3 separate regions of the Mus musculus genome follow, and all the other regions are linked to region 2. Evidence: chromatin loops called from intact Hi-C (ENCODE). Cell type or tissue: gastrocnemius. All regions are shown on one strand. Links, peaks and the distances in the headings refer to the core of each region. The heading gives the core; the rest is flanking DNA.

Region 1 (5,730 bases), core at 338-5,337, 89 kb before region 2:
AGCATCCACATAGTGGTTCAAACCATCCTTAACTCGTTTCAAGGGATCCCATGCCAGCTGCTGTCCTCTGATTGAAAGAGTTTCTCTGTTTTATTTGAAATAGGGTCTGACTGCATTGTCCAAGTGTCTTAGTTAGGATTACGATTGCTATGATGAAACACCATAACCAAAGCAACTTGAGGAGGAAAAGATTTGTCTGACTTACACTTTCACGTCATGGTCCATCGCTGGAGGAAGTCGGGACAGGAAAGAACCTGGATGCAGGAGCTGATGCAGAGGCCATGGAGGGTGCTTCTTATTGGCTTGCTCTTTATGGCTTCCTCGGCCTGGTTCCTTATAGAACACAAACACACTGTCCCAGAGATGGCACCAGCTACGATGGGCTGGGGCCTCCCCCATCAATCACTAATTAAGAAACTGCCAAGAGCCAGATCTTATGGAAGCATTTTCTCAATGGCAGTTCCCTCTTCTCAGATAACTTCAGCTTGCGCCGAGTTCACTGACATTCTCTCTAGTCTTCACATCTAGTCCTTCAGAGAATCTGTTTTCCTTGGTGTTACTAGACTGTGGTTGACAAACCAAAGTTGTATAATTTCAGTGCATTAGGTGATATTCCAATACACACTGATGCTATAACGACTTCGATATACACTGATGTTGAATGCGGCATTTGATTTTATTTCACCCAGCATGAGTTAGAACTTGATCTTCCTCTGTGGCTGGATGGCCATTCCCCAGCTCTGTTTATTGGCTGCTGTCCTGCTGTCCGGCTGCTGTGCAACACAACAACCATCCATCAGGATCCCGGCAAAGGCCATCGGCTTTCAGATGTCCATCCCACTCTGGTCCATGGTCCCTCGCTCACCTTTAAGCTCCAACCCTATTCTCTTAACTCCCCACTTCCTGGCAAGCCCTGTGGCCTGGTGGAGAGCTTGCCTGCAGGGGCACTGACTTGCCAGTCTCTTCCCTGTAGCGAATGTAAAATCTGGTTACTGAGCTCCGTCAGCATGGTGACTAGAACGGCCTACATTATGAATTGGTCTGGGTAGAATTCATGTTATATTCTTCATCTCCAAGACATCTTTTGCTTATTGACTTTTAGTTCATCATCATATCCCTCCTCCTCCTCCTCCTCCTCCTCCTCCCCCCCTCCTCCTCCTCTTCCTTTTTTATCTTCTAGAAACAGGGTTGGCCTCAAACTCAATATGTAGCCAAACATGACCTTGGCTCCTGCCTCCATCTCGCAAGTGTCAGGATTACAAGCCTGCACCACCATGTCTGGTTTTTCCAGAGCTGAGGGTCTCTGTGTACTAGACAAGCACCATAGCTGTCTCGGCCCATTGTGATCTCTCTTGAAATCCCCTAGGGATAGTTTAAAGCCCTTACTGTTGGGGTCCTGGATATCTTTTATTACATTTACTCCTAAGAACTTATCAGGTCAGGGATGGTGGCACATGCCAACCTGGTCTACATAGTGAGTTCCAGGGTAACCAGAGCTACATAGTGAGCTCCTGTCTCAAAAGGAAAGAAATCGGGTTCTGAGTCCATCCAAAAATTGATGGTTTGGTTATGTTTTTACTTTCAGCTTTCTGTTTCTTTGTTAGCCTTAGTCGCTTTAATATCAAACCATCTTGCAGAATCTTGCTACTATTTCTAACAACTTAGAGGACCTTTTCATTTTTTTTTCCTCTTTCGCTGATCAAATCATCAACAGTGTTTCAATCTGTCTCCTCTGGGGACAAAGCTTATTTCTGTTCCAAACCTCAGTGAGTGTACCATCTAGTCAACAGCAGAAGTGCAACCTGCCTTGGAGGACTGCTTACCCTGACCTAACCATACGGACAGCACTGGCCTTGGCCATAAGAGTTCTTTTCTGAGCTTATCAAGGTTTACCAGGAACACATATTTCATATTATGAAATATTTCTTCTGTCCTCTGGAAATGATCATGCAATTTCCTTCACTGAGATGTTAATGTGTGCATTTTCATGTTCTACTGTTACCACCCTGCCCCACTTAGGAAAAGCTGGGCTAACCAAGTGTCATATCTCTTCTGGGCACTGTTGAATCTGACTAATGAGGACTTACCAGAGGTCTTCTAGGGTTTTCATGGGCAGCTGGTACATTTTACCCTATGAATGTTTCTAGCCAGTGCTGGTTTTGAGATTGCTCTGAGCTTGTCTGTTTGCTCTGTTTATACAAGAATGGGCTGATCTATGCCTTGAAAGTCTGGGAAGAGTCATTGAAAAGAACATCAGCTTCCTTTGTGAACAATTTCTCACTACCATCAATTTTTAATAGTTATAGAACCGTTCCTTTTTTTTTTTTTTAACTACAGCAGATGAAAACAGGACCTAACGGGCTTGGGGTGATGCCCTTTGCATCTCTGTGATGCCTGCAAATTTCCTGTTTCCATGTGCTGGCCCTTTCTTCTTTGCCTTCTCTTTTTTCCTCTGTCAGTCTAACCAGAGGCTGTTTATCTTATTATTTCTCTTAGAGCACCCTCTGCATTGTCTGGTCCTTGGGGGTATCTGTGTGCTCTCTGCAATGGGTTCTTATTGCTGATTCTATCTTTTCTTTTGGTGCTTGTTTCTTATTCTCTCTTTTCTTTTGTTTGCTTTGAGTTCGGCAGCTGATTCTTTTTTCACTTCAGGGGGAAACTTGGCTCATCCATCTTCATCTTCTTAGAGTCGGTATTTCCCGCTGTGAATCTCCCTCTGCATGTGAGCTTTGTCATACCATGCTGGCTTCTGGGTAATCTTGTTTTTTAGTTCAGTCTATGCGTTGTGCAGTTATGTGAATAGGTTGGGTTTTCCTTTTTATGGAGATGTATACACAGAAGGCACACATGTAACCAGTATACAGCCCTGTAATTTTTCAAAGGCTGGGGTTTCAGCGATCAGTATCCAAACGGAGCTATCACAATGAGAAGCTGGCACCACCGCCCCCAGGGTGGCTGTCCAACCACACAGAACAGAGATGTTGATATCATCCTGTTCTGCGGCTTCCTGTGGCTGGATTCAGCAGGGCTGGTGGAGGCTGGCTCCTCTGACCCGAGTTGTGAGAGCTGTCATGGGAGCGGAGTCACTGGAAAGTAGTCATTCCCTACAATTGTTTCCTATTTCTGAACACACTGGGACTTTCTAGTGCATCTTTGTCTTTTTTTTTTTTTTCCTTTGACTTTCTGACTCAGTCGGTCGGCTGGGCCCCTCCCCCACCCCCTGCATACCTGCTGGATACAGCAAGTGCAGGTTTCCTTCGTTCTGTGGACCCTTGTGTTCCTTGATCAGGTGCAGCCTCTTCCATGCAGCTCAGGCTCGCTCATCCATGTGTCTGGTTGTTTTATTCATTGTTTACTTATTTGCCCTTGTAGCCATGCAAGCCCTTCTGCCTCTGGGAACCCGTGACTGGGGCTCTTCCTGTAGAGGGCAGTATGTTCCCACCGTACAGATCAAGTAGCCACTGAGCACCAAAGGATCCTTTTGCTCCCCTGGGGCTGAGCCCTGTGCAGAGGGGGATTTCCTGTGGGTTGATTGCAGTGTGGTTATCCAAGGTGGAACAGGATGCTGGGGGTATATGTCAGAGAGGGGCCCCAGGTCCACGGTCTCCTTCAGTTCCCTGGACGATCTATGACCTTTCTGTGTTCTACACACACAGAGAGTTGGTTCTTCCTACCTTAGTCTTATTCTGGAGAGACTCTGGGTATACATGGGGAGTGTCCCCCATCCACTCTGGGAAATATGGCTCTAGTATAAGTCATGGTGCCCAGGGTCTTTGTTCTGTCCCAGATTGGCTTTACTCTGAAGGACTTTGCTGGAGCTTGCCAGAAGCCGTAAACAGTCCAGGTGATATAACATCAACAGGAGCCCAGGGTCAAAGTGTGTGTCCTGGAGCCTCACTCTGGCTCAAATACACCCTTTCTGGAATGTTCTAACACCAGCTCATCCACCCTGGACCCTCTGTGTTCCGTACACCATCTAGCCACACACACACACACACACACACACACACTCTCCTCTTCTGCTTCCAAGACTAACTCCCCCAACACATTTTCTAGAATCTCCTGGGCTTGAAGCCAGTCTTCTCAGAACTGAGTATGGTCAATGCCCTTGTCCAAAAATCCCCACAGGCTCACTAGTGTCCAAAAGTTAACAATGCCCCAGCCTCTGCGATGTCCCCTCCTCCACATACGCAGGTCCTTGTCGTGCCCTTGTCACTCTGATGGGCTCCTGTGGTAGCAGCCTTGATAGCCCAGTGCTGTCACCTATCATTTGCTTGAGACCACGGTCCTCACAGACGACCATGATGATGGGAGACTATGAGTTAGTGAGCATGGCAGAGAGGCAACAGGTCCATCAAGGGCTGCAGACCTCAGCTCGCAGGTAGACTTCAGGCTAGGGACCAAAGGATGAGTTTAAGGAAAACAAGGAGCTGCGTGATAAGGATAAGGAGGCTCACACTCAGCAAGCAGCAGCCAGCAGGTCTGCTGTCCCCTTTTCTCACTCTGATTCCTCTCACAGAAGATAAGGGGACAGACAACAGGGCTGGAAAAGGAGTGTTGGTCTGTGACAAGGGGCAGCCAGGATCCCAGCCCTAGCTAAGAATACAGCAGACAAAGACCTTAAGCATAGTGCACACAGCAGGGGCTAAATCCAGAACAGGCACAACACACACACACTCACATCCACACACCACACACACACACACACTCACATACACACCACACACACACACACACACACTCACATCCACACACCACACACCACACACACACACACACACACACACACACTCTCTCTCACATACACACCACACACACACACACTCACATCCACACACCACACACACACACACACACACACACACTCACATACACACCACACACACACACTCTCATTTAGCAGGGGCTAAATCACATTTAGCAGGGGCTAAATCCAGAACAGGCACACCACACACACACACACACACACTCACATCCACACACCACACACACACACACACACTCACATACACACCACACACACACTCTCACATACACACCACACACACACACACACTCACATCCACACACCACACACCACACACACACACACACTCTCTCTCACATACACACCACACACACACACACACACACTCACATACACACACCACACACACACACTCTCACATACACCACACACACACACTCACATACACACCACACACACACACATCCACACACCACACCACACACACACACACACACACACACACACACTCTCACATACACACCACACACACAGGACCTAGGCCTAAGAGAACAAAAGACTTCCGACATATGAAAACAGCCCAGCTCAAATGGGTTCCTTTGTATCCATAGTTTCAAGCTAGAAATATAATTTAAGTGTGCCACTTATAAGAGCAACAAAACCCACAGGAATCCCAGAGAGTAAGGCGGTGGATTTTTAAGAAGTAGGAAAAAAATCAAGTATTAAGTTAACACAATGAACATACATTGAGACATCCCACTGTGCCCCTTAAATATAGATGGTTATTTATGAGTTAAAAGTATAAATTTAAAAAAATGCTCTGACTACACATAGTGATTTCATTTTGTAAACAGATTAAAAGAGGAGCTAGTCCTTCTTGAATAACATTGGCTTCCCCACCCCCACACCCTTCCACACACCTGGTGTCCCAGCCTTGTGCACAGCCCTCCCTCCCTCTCCTGAGCACAGAAAGGACTGTGGCA
Region 2 (5,730 bases), core at 483-5,482:
CCGAGGCCAAACCACTTCATACTGTTTCACATGGGGCAAAGGAGGTCCAGGGGCTACTGCTTCAGGAGAAAGGGGGGTCAGAGGTCCAGCAGTGTCTAGCCAGAGTTAGCTCTTTTATCTGGGTATTCACCACAAGGCTCAGTGCCAGCAATGGGATCTGACCCCATGGCCCAGATAAGAGCTTTGTGCCTAAACCACCAGCTCCATCACACCAGAGTCAAGCTGTCTGAGCCCAGCACACCTGGGCACAGTGCCCCCAGAAGAACCTCATCCACTCACCCCACCCTTCCCCAGTGCCTGTTTGAACCTACACAGGCAGAACACATGTAGGCCCTATGGTCTGCCTGCCAGACATCTAGAGTTGACCTTAGCTACATGATCGTAGCTAACTGATGAACACACACCCTCCCTCAGGCTTTTCTCTCCCACCGGAAAACTTCCTGCTCAACAACTGATGGGGGACTGGTTTAGAGAGCACCTATCTGTAGGCAGGTCCAGTTTTAGAGACCACCTGCTGATCTCTTGCATAGGCAAGGGGCACAGCCACTTAACCCCAGGGTTGAGAGGTAAGAGAAGAGACCACTCCAGCCAGGGTCCTCCCAGGACAGGAAAACCAAGCCTCCCAGTGGGAGGCAGGATCCCATGCTGCTAGAGAACTGGGACCATCGTGCCTCTAGCTTCTGTCCCCGCCTAGCTAGAGTTATGCATCCCCCAGGATCCCAAAGGTGAACCTTGCTGCCTGGGACTCCTACAGCAGCAAGGGAAGCTGTCCTGTAAGTGCCACGCCTAGTGATGTCACTACTGTTCCTGTAACTAGCTCAATGAAAAAAGAAAAATCCCAGGAAACAATTTCTCTCACATTTCACTTTTGAAAAAAAAAAAAAATCTCAATTCTGACTTTTTCTGTTCCTACCTACTTTCTCCATACCCAGGGACCAGACCAACTCCAGGGAGGCAAGGTGAGCTGATCATGGTACATGGCCACTAGGCACACCACCAAGCAATGAATAGGCTCCTTGAAATCAAGTAGTCATCACTCACCTGGTGTCCATAAGACGCTGAGCAGCCAGAGGCCAAGCATGATGGGATCTGGAGCACACTAACCCTAGAGGTTCCACAAAGTACTCTCTTCATCACTGGCCTGGTACTTCTTTCTGAGTGCCCTTCCCACTGATCGGAACTGGCCAATCACTGGACCGCGGGGCGGAGCAAGGCGGGGCAAGAAGTACACACCTCTATACCAACACCCAGTTGGCAGCAACCAGCCTCCAGGGCAGTCTGGAGTTACAGAGGCCCCTCCGAAGTAACTTCTAGGTAGCTCCTATTGATCTCCCATGATTTTGGACAAAATTCATGGGAGATGGAGATGGTAAACAGACCAATTTGAGCAACTCTGCAGTTCTACAAGCTCCCAGTCCTGGTGGGGAGATTGTGGGATTGCCTCCCATGGCAGAGCTTTGGGAGTGCTAACTGGGTGGAGTCTAGCTGGAGGAAGATGACTTTTGGAGGGGAAGTGACTTATGAGCCTGAAATTTCAGAAGGGGACCCTTTGACTTTCTGGGCACTTGAAAGATGCAGACAGGGGCAAGAAAGGCAGTGTGGGCCCAGGACCAACTTGTGGGAGCTGACATTCCCAAAGCTCCTGCCCGGCTCCACGAGGCTTCTGAGGCCTCACTGGAGAGGCATATGCAGGGAGGAACCTGACTGATCCTTTTTTTTTTTTTTAAGATTTATTTATTTATTATATGTAAGTACACTGTTGCTGTCTTCAGACACTCCAGAAGACAGCATCAGATCTCATTACAGATGGTTGTGAGCCACCATGTGGTTGCTGGGATTTGAACTTGGGACCTTCGGAAGAGCAGTCGGCGTGCTTAACCACTGAGCCATCTCGCCAGCCCCCTGACTGATCCTTTGAGGTCCTACCTAACCTGTTAGGGGGTCCCGAGGCACCAGGCTCCTTTCCTGGATTCTGTCTTTCATGTCCTCAGGGTAGAGCTGACTCAGAGCCAGAGCTCTCAGCACCCCTACCATGGCCTGGCTTCCAGCTTCTCCAGGTGGGTCTGTTACTGTGGGAACCCAGGGCACTTGGGAATGTAGTCACGCCTGTTTATTATTTGTGGCACTGTTCGCTATACATCCTTGTGGGCACAGCTGTGGTCAGACCTCACAGACTTTACAGTTCTACCCCACAAGGGATAAGTAACCCAAGAGGAAAGGGAGACACCCAAACTACCAACAGAGCCTGACAGCTCGACCATAATGGGAAACTACAGGGTTGGGTTGGAGTCTTAGATCGTACCTAAGAATTTAAGCTGGGGCACACATGCTACTGTCACTCTTCTACCCTTGTGGATAAGGTCAGAAATGTAGCAATGGCTTAGGAATCTCAGCAGCAACCCGCTGCCTGAGGCATCAGCACAGTGTTCACTGCGAGGCTGTAATAGGTAGGCAGCAGCCAGAGCTCTCGGGTAAGGCTGACTTCCACATACACAGGATCTTAAATACTCTTACACTGCAAGTTAGGTGACAGCGAAAGTTCAAGGAAATGTGTTCTTAGTCAAATCAAAGGCAAAATCAAAACCTGTTGCCAGTAGCAACCATTGTCTTGTAAGTCCAACTGCCCATAGTGAAGATGGAGGAACAGTGTATAATCAAAAATTGGGACCAAGTAGGGCGAATTTTGTCTCACACTGGCAGAAATACATTGGAAATGATGGGTACACACTCCATCAGGAAAGACAGACTCAACTTACTCCTAACTTCACCCAGCAGGTATTTTTGAGGGTTTGGAGCTGCACCCCACACAAACCTGGGAGCTGCAGGTCATCGTCCAGGGACATGGCTTTCTGGGCTCCTGGAGACAGGCAGGTAAGCTCCTCTGCTCGGTGTAGCATTCATTCTAACAATGCTGGGTTGTCAGATAGATGTTTACTAAGGCAAGCCTGGACATGCTGCAGACCAGAAGAAACTGTGTGGTTGAAGAACCAAGCACCCCAGGAAAGGGGCTGGGGGCTCTACTTAGCGAGCCAGTCCTGACCAGGCACCCACCATATACATCTACATAGAGCCAATAGCCAAGGGCTGCCTCTACTTGTCATTCCTCCAAACACTTCCTCACTCCCCAGACCCTCCTAGGGCAGGTGTTTAAAACTGGATTCTGTAAAGGACACGTGTATTTATATAGTTTAGCTAGACTAGACCACCCTGGAGCAAGGGTGTATCATGTCAAGGGTAGACATATTGCCCACTCCAGGACTGAAGCAGAAAGCCACTCTGACAAGGTAGCTACAACAAAGCTTGTTAGCCACTTTGCTAAGTAATTTCCAAAAAGCAAGGCCAGTTATCAAACAAAGGGCAGCCAGACCCCAGTTCTGGCAAGAACAGCTTTTGGCTTGAAGCCTAGCCTGTCTTCAAGGATATTCCTCAGAGGGTAAACCTTAAGGGTTCTTGGTGAAGCTCTAGGGAATACATTGGTTGAGTGAGGGTATTTTCAGTTAGGAACAATGCTGCCCCCTAGTGGTGCACACAAAGGCAACCTCTAAATAGGTACAGTTCCCACCCCCAGGCTCTACATGGCTTTTTCCAATTATATTGCTCCTCGCACAAATACTTTGTCTTTGAGGCAAAAAGGATCCCCCACGCCCCCACATGTACCACAAACACACGCACACTCTCACTAGGTTTTAAAGGCAAACAGTTAAGTCACACACACACAGGACTTTAAAGTCAAACAGTTATGTCTGGGGAGACCTTCCTGTGGTTCAGGCAGCTTGCATGTTTATTCTTGTTGTTGAGTTCAGTACATACTGTGTGTGTGCCCGTGTTTGTGCATGTGGAGCTGAGAGACTGACACTAGACTATTTCCTGACTCCCCACCTCCTTTTTAATTTATTGGTTTATTTTGAGATAGCTCTCTCCCTGAACATGGAGCTCATGATTCATCTAGACTGGTTGGCCAGCAAGCCCTAGGAACCCACCTACCTGTACCCCCAGCACTGGGAATAGAGAAGTGTCCCACTACACCCAGCATTTAATATAAGTGTTGTGCTGGCTAGACTTATGTCAATTTCATACATGCCGGAGTCATTTTAGAAGAGGAACCCCAACTGAGAAAATGTCCCATGAGATTGTCCTGTGGTGCATTTCCTTGATTGATGCTTGGTATGGGAGGGACCAGCTCGCTGTGGGTGGTGGTGCTTCCCAGCTGGTCCTGATCCTGGGTATGATGGGAAAGCAGGCTGAGTAAGCCACGGTAGAGCCAGTAAGCAGCACTTCTCCATGGCCTCTGGATCAGTTCCCGTCTCTAGGTTTCTGCTCTGATTTTCCTGGTTGATGAACTAGACTGACTACAAGGTGTAAGTTGAAACAAACCCCATCTTCTCCATTTTGCTTATGTTTATGTTGTTTCATCATAGCAACAGAAGCCCTAACTAAGATCTGAATTTAGGTCTTCATATTTGCACAGAAAACATTTTACTGACTAAGCCATCTCTCTAGCCCTCTGAAAAGCTTCTAAAAGGAAGTCTAACATCTTGAAAAAGGAAATCATTGAGCCAAGACAGAAACTCAAACCATATTTAAGCAGTAATAATGCACAACAGCCATGTTCCAGAAATAATGATATTTAACAAGTGAGCTCATTGCGCAGGAATGGCCACCCTGGGTGCTGGTGCTGAGGGTCCCCGTGGGACAGGCACTTGGGGGGCAGCCTTCTGACTCCTTTCTGCAGACAGACGTTCCAGGCGTTCAGCATAGAAACCATTGAAATCTAGTCTTTAGAGGAGGAAAATGGGTGTCAGAAAAACTCCAGGCAGAAGCTAGCCCAAGCTGAGAAAATACACAGGATCTGCCATGGTTATCCATGTGCCAACCCACGTCTCCCAATCATGTGACAGGTTCAACCAGGGCCTCTTCCAGGCAGAGGGAGGGGCATGCTCCACCTGCCAGTGCATGGATACATGAGCAGGTCTCGATCCCTGTGGGCCTTATTGTGTGCCATTGGTCAGGGTTCTCATTACCCAGCATCTCCTGGCAATGGGAGTCTGAGGGTGCCCAGGCTTGGGAAGCCTGGCTGTGATTTTCTGTGCTAGAGACCTCAGAAGTGAGAGCATCTCAGAGTAGCACAGGACACCAGATGGTCCCAATGTACAAACTAGTACTTTTCAAAGAACAATTCAGGAATGGTATCTCATTCCTGGATGAAGCCAGAGCTCCTTCCTATCCCAGTGCTAAGCAAACAGCCGCTCAACCAGAGGGGTCACAGCTGGCCCCTCCCTTCCACAGCCTTTGCCCAGATGTGGGCGCCTGATGCTGGAGCCAATGGGGAGCAGTGGTAGTGGTGAGAGCAGATGGCAGGGCTGGGCTTTAGAATCAGGAAGTGTTACTTACCTGGAGATGACACTGGCCATGCCATGTTCGCAGTCACTGGTGCTGTAGACACTTAGTCGGGCCAGCAAATCAAGAAGATGGGCAGAGAAGTTTTTGTCAAAGTTGTTGATGGTGGCCTCGAAACCAGAGGCCAGCTGAGGAGCATCCACATGCTCAGACAGATGCTGAAAACAGAGCCCAGGGAGCTCAGGATTGGTTACCGGGGAGCTGCACGCATGCTCTTCCCTTCTTGGTATTTTAGGTTTTTAATTTTGAGACAGACTGTTGCTACCATACTTCAGGCTGCCTTGTGATTCTCCTGCCACAGCCTCCTGAGTGCTGGGATCAAGGCTTGTGCCA
Region 3 (5,730 bases), core at 501-5,500, 69 kb after region 2:
AGTCAAGCAGTCAGCATCAACAGGATGACCAGATTGAACCAGAATCTTGAAGACAAGGATGTCACTGGGCATGGTGACACACTCCTTTAGTCCCAGCACTTGCAGAGCAAGTTCCCGGACAGATAGGGCTACACAGAGAAACCCTGTCTCTTCCAGGAGGAGGAGGAGGGGGAAGGGGAAGAGAAAGAGAAGGAAGAGGAGGAGGAGGAGGGGTAGGGGGAAGAGGAAGAGAAGGGAGAGGGGGAGGAGGAAACTTGATGACTAAGGTCATAGCTTTTACTTTTAGGAATAGCCAACTTAAAAGTGTTTGGATGAGAGCTAAATGAAAGGTCATCCCATTGATGCCGGTACTGTCCTGGCCAGTCCATGAAGCCTGGCCAAAGGGAAAGGGGATTGTGTGGCCAAGTATGACCCATCTACTCTGTACAGAGGCCTCAGGGCAAGTTCCAGTACTTCAAGAACAGTACAAAATGAGGGCAGTCTCACAAGGAAGAAACAGCAGGGTGAAGACCTCCCTCAAAAGTTGTTTGGCAACAATAATAAAAGCAGGCAAGATGTTTGGTGTGGTCAAGGATTACCTGAGATGGAGAGATTCCAGCAGACTCACATGTTACAAGTGCCTGGGGATAGATAAAGCCAGTGATCGGAGAGCAATGGACGGTGAAGGAAAGGAAGCGTTTGTCCTGAAGTGGATGATGGAGGCATGAAGCTGTGGACTGCTATGGCAGACGCCTAGTGGAGTTGGGTTATAGTAACTTTATGGCCCCTGGTCTGGCCCAAAATACTACCTCAAATCTTTGCAACTGAAAACACTGGTCCTTTAGAACTGGCCTGCTTGGAGGGCTAGACCCAGGGCTGCTCAGCAAGATGGATCAGGGTCTTCCAGGTTGGTTCTACCAGGGTATGTGAGGCCCGGGGTGAAGGGGAGGGAGCGCCTAGGATACAGGACGCCTGCACCAGAGCCCTCCGGGCTCGCGAGTGCCTGTCTCTTTGTCATGCACATGAGGGCTCCGCGGCTGAGAAAGGGTCCCCTTCACTGCTGAGACACACGGAGGGCACTTTTCTTCCTCAGTCTTCGGCTTGGCACATGCCTGCTGCTTCCAAGTGGCCTCTCATTCAAAGGGCCCGGCCCCCATTCTTTGTCCCCCTAGGTGCCCGGCCCGCGGCCCCTGGCAGCTGCTGCGCGTTCAGAGGCTCTATAGAGCGGGCTCTGCAGGTGAGCTGCCGGTCAAAGGAGCTTTCAGGCGTCACCAGGGAGCGGACTTCGAGCGTGTCACCACTCGCGGCGCTGGCACAATGGCAGCGCCACTCAATGGCTACCGCCCCGCCCCTCACGCGCGTGCTTGAGGGCCGAGTTGCAGATCGAGAGGAACGCGCCAGCCGGCCCAGTCTCTCCGCCTCTCCTACTTATTCCCCCACCCCATCTCCCTTCCCTTCTCCTCCCCTTTACCCCTTCATTTCCCTTGATGGCCTCCCATTCATCCTCCCTCCTCCGCCTCTTCTCTTTTCTCCCTCCCTCTTCTACCCCCTAATTGCCCCTTGGAGGCGGCACCCTCCGGGTCCCGCCCCGCTCGGCACTACAGTTGTTTCACCTCCTTTTCTCCCAATCCTTTCAACTTGGTTGAGTTCAACCGAATTGAGTTCAGCTGGGTTAGTAGCTATGCCCGGCCGATGGCTAGAGGGGCGGTGTCCCCTCAAGGCTAGGGAAATTCTGTAGCCCAGCAGTGACCCGAGACCGTGCTGCCCTCACAGTCTTTAGGATGTAACTAACGAGAAGAGCAAGGTCCTAAGGGGATCTAAGGCGTTGAGGGTTGTGTTGGGAATCCTTAGGGGCGGGAGCCCATAAGTCCGGCCCTAAGAGTGGAGGGGGTGGTTTCAGAAGGGACCCTTGGGGTCAGAGACTCTTTTCCAGCTGGTCCTGGGGCAGTTGGGTTAGAGGATACCCCACTTCCTTTTATCCTCTGCTCCACCTGAGTGCCTTCCAAGAGGGCAAAAACTTATGCACAGTACATAAACCCCAGGAGGTCCTATGTGTGGAACAGAGTGTGGCAGGCAGACAGTGTTTAACAAGCATTTGTCAAAGTTGCTGTGGACAGTACAGACTCAGTGCATGCTAGCCTGGACGACTTGCTGACTGCTCAGGCTTTTAGGAAAACAATGGACAGAGAGGGCCAGAAAGGCACAACACTAATCATTACCAGTGTCCCCAGTGTCCGGATGCCTATGTACCTAGGGCTGGGCGGGGACCACGCAGGCATGGGATGTCTGTCCCGTGTAGGCAGCCAGTCCTGCCAACTCTTCTCCCTGTTCAGGAGTGCGCTATACTTGGCAGTTTCCTTGTTATCCCAGCTTCTTTCTCAGGACACCCCCAAGTCCTTACCTTTGGACTTGTCCCTGGGCCCATGAGGACCAGTTCCTCTAGAAACCTCTCCAGCTCCACCTCCAGGCGACAGTGGGTAGGCGCTGGGAGCGCAGCCGGAGGGCTGTGATGCTCAGTAATTAGGATGGCACATGAGATTCGCCTTTCGAATATGCTTGATGTACTCACACAAACATTCCTTATAATAGCAAGCTATTGTAAAGGTCTCAATAATATGTAAACAACATCTCACCGAGGTGGGAGGAGTGGGCCCCACTCAACTTGTACCTTCAAGTGGGTGTGCCACATTCTCTGAGGAGAGCAGGGTAATCTGCTAATAGGAGTCGGGGTTGGTAAGGGCCTCCCAAGCACAGCCTTTGCTCTGGCTCTGCCTTTCGTTGACGTCTGAGTGTCCAAGACTAGCCTTTGGATAAAGATACACGTGAGACCAGAATGGTGAACACCAACCTCTCTATTCTGTATAAGCCTGTGTTCCTGTCATGAGATGACTCCTAGACTCTGCCATAGGCTCTTGCCTTGTCTGTTGCAGCCCCTATGCATTGAGGGTCTGCACAGAGATGGCCACAGCTATCCTTTTTCATCCTTTGGGGGAAAAAAGACGGCGTTTGGGTAGGCCTGAGTTTGTTCTTAGCTGAGTACTCCCACTGGGTGAGACAGGTCAGGTTTTCTCACACAGAAGCAAGCCTGTGTCCTTTTCAGTGTTGTCACTCACTACCCATGATCCCTCACTTCTCAAGTTCCAGTCCCGCAATTGAGACCTCAGTTGAATGAGGTCTTACTTACTGAAAGTCTGGCCGCAGCGCCACCTCCTGGAAGTAAACTAAATTGCACTTCTTCAGCAGAGTGCTTCTGCCTGTGCTGTCGGTGGGATGTGTCTGAATACATTTGTTTTGCCTGTGTATGTGTGTGTGTGTGTGTGTGTGTGTGTGTGTGTGTGTGTGTGTGTGTGTGTGTGTCCGTGTCTGTGTGCTTATAATTAAACCTGTAGCCTCATACAAGAGGCTCAACCCAAGTTTGAATTATGTGTTTTTGAGGGTGCAGACAATATACTATTCACGCAAAGCTTAACTTTCTGGTAGGCACCTCTGCAGGGGAGCTGTGGGAAGAAGGAGGGTTGAATGTTCCTCTAGCTCCTGCTAGAGTCATTACAGATGCACTTGACGCTGACCCCCAACCTCCACCAAGGCAGGACTTAATCTTTTTAACCTCTTTATTTTATGTGTATGGTGTTTTGTCTCCATCTATGTCTATGCAACATGTGCATGCCTAATACCAGATGGGAGCATGAGATCCCCCGAGACTGGAGCCACGGGTGGTGGTGAACTGCCAGCTGAGTCCTGGGAATTGAACTCTGTTCCTCAGGAAGATCAGCAGGCAGAGTTCTTAACCACTGAGCTTGCTCTCCAGCCCCCTTCAAGGAAGGAACTTGGATGTAAGTGGTAGACACAAAGGCCTCTCCCCTGGACCTCCATTTTTCACACCTCTTCAAGAACAGCTGATGGGTGATCTCCAAAGACAGGCGAATGCTGTTTTATGGCATTGACACCAGGCAAGCCCTTTACCACTGGAGTGGACCCCTAACCCAATGATCAGCCAAATCTGAAGTGCCACACTGGGCAGATATTCTCAGTACACATCAGGCTGCAACTTGTGTTGTGATCCTGCTGGGAGCAGGTGAGGGGCCTCAATGGCATCAGCAACTTGGGGCTAAGACTACATAGGGAGGCTCTCCCTTAAGAGGACAGCATCAGACAAGGTGTGAGGAGCAAAAGGAGAGGAGGACTATGCATTAGGCGACAGCTTTGGCCTGGCCTGTTCTTGTGGGTAATAAACTGAGCTCCTGTAACTTAAGGGCTGGGGTTCCTGGCCGAGACTGATGATGGTGGGCACTGGTGCTCCCCATAAGTCAGGTTGAGACTTTCCAGGGACTCTAGCCCCTGGTCTCTGAGATGTCCAAAGCAAATTCTCAGTCCAAATACCTACCTAGAGGGACCTCCAAGGAGCTATGAGGTGTCTAACAACTTCACAGACTTCTAGGGCATATGGGACTCCATTGGGCTCGTCCTGATCCTCAGACCTGCCTCCCTTTCCAGCAACCATAGCTTTGGCAAGGACCAGAGAGACCAAATACTTGAGTGTCGGCCCCTCCGGAGAGCTGGCCTTTCACACACACCAGGGCCAGAGCCAGGGGCAGCATAATGGGCACCCAGGATATTGAGGGGTAGATCCCATACTATGTGGGAAGTGCCTGCCCTGGCCACAGTTCTGCTGCAGAGTACAGGAGTTCCATGGTGTTCTGGAACTCTCTGATCTCAGGCTCTGCACCAGGATACGTGGGGCTTGAGGAAAGAGGCGTGACTGCCTCTGTGCTGCATACATAAACACAGGCACACGCTAACATATGTGCACACAGGGAGGCACATGCCTGCAAGAACATACATACATGGACTCACATGCAGACATGCACACACGTGCCTCTGTATCTCCTCTGGGCAGTCAGGGACTACAATAACATTCCTGTCCCTGCGGCCAAAGCCTCGTAGCCAGGAGACGGGACAGACAAAAAGGACACAACAAAGGTCTGTCACTTCAAAGGACCAAGATTTTTTTAAAGTCATAATACAACACATTTGTATGCACAATAAAGGGGAAATATGTAAAACAAGCCATTTTACGCAGTCACTGATCTTCTATTTGGGCTGTGAGAAGCTCTAGGAGTCACCGTCTCTTTCTGTTGGTGACAAGGACAGCAATGTGCTCTGTCTCTGTAGCCAGAAGCCCTATCCAGCATTTCCTCTACTCCAGCTAACACCTTTTCCCCAGGGCTGTGTACTGCAGGTCTGCATCTCCCAAAGCTTGGACTCATGGATCCACTGCACGGCCCTGGACCACCCATGTGATTGTGGGTGCACCATACTGGAGCATGTGGGAAGGATGTTGAGGAGGGGGCATGGGCTTCTCAGATCCACCCCGCACCCAGTCCTAGAAGCCTCATCACACCAAGCCTGTGGAAAGTATCTCTTGCTGCTGGGCTTTCGGACTCTGGGGTGCTGGGACGGATGAATATACATCACCAGGCTACTGGCCACCAGGTTCTCCTGCACGGTCAAGGCAGCCATGCTCTACCATTCCACTGAGCTGGTCAGGTAGGTGCCAAGGCCTCCTCAGTGGTTTCTTGCTTGTCCAGTGAATAGATTTTTCATGAGACAGAAAGGAAGGTACTCTAGGCTCAGGCTACTGTGTTGTGACAACACTCTCATTATTAGACTACAGACCTGACTCCTGGTAGAGTGATCTAAGCCCAACAGACAGGATTCATGATCTTATTGAATATCCCAGCACCCCTCATC

The links. A loop is a pair of places that touch in the nucleus more often than their neighbours do. Peaks named below come from ENCODE experiments on the same cell type or tissue, not always from the same donor. Only the 100,000 strongest peaks of a DNase experiment are listed, where the experiment ranks them.
Region 1: a loop joins it to region 2, with 2.7 times the contacts of the local background. A loop is called at or near these places in 24 of 42 quality-filtered maps.
Region 3: it touches region 2 in a loop (2.0-fold over the local background); 2 of 42 quality-filtered maps call a loop at or near these places.

The regions. Positions count from the first base shown.
Region 1 is chr7:139,902,474-139,908,203 of GRCm38, forward strand. All of the region lies in intron 3 of Kndc1 (kinase non-catalytic C-lobe domain (KIND) containing 1), which reads left to right. Among named protein-coding and RNA genes, the nearest start is that of Kndc1, 11 kb to the left of the region's middle. In gastrocnemius, for the core only: a CTCF peak has its summit at 3,427 (motif pointing right); a DNase peak (open chromatin) is centred at 3,439.
Region 2 is chr7:139,991,391-139,997,120 of GRCm38, forward strand. Adam8 (a disintegrin and metallopeptidase domain 8) reads right to left here and starts at 1,172. Exons shown (of 24, transcript NM_001291066.2): 1 at 1,042-1,172; 2 at 1-56. The coding sequence starts at 1,081. It overlaps Tubgcp2 (tubulin, gamma complex associated protein 2), which reads right to left. Exons shown (of 18, transcript NM_001286007.1): 17 at 5,392-5,555; 18 at 4,565-4,776. The coding sequence ends at 4,641. In gastrocnemius, for the core only: a CTCF peak has its summit at 3,524 (motif pointing left); DNase peaks (open chromatin) are centred at 1,137 and 3,487.
Region 3 is chr7:140,060,115-140,065,844 of GRCm38, forward strand. No RefSeq gene overlaps it. Among named protein-coding and RNA genes, the nearest start is that of Msx3, 14 kb to the left of the region's middle. In gastrocnemius, for the core only: CTCF peaks have their summits at 2,454 (motif pointing left) and 3,188 (motif pointing left); DNase peaks (open chromatin) are centred at 1,261, 2,447 and 3,188; H3K4me3 peaks cover 723 bases.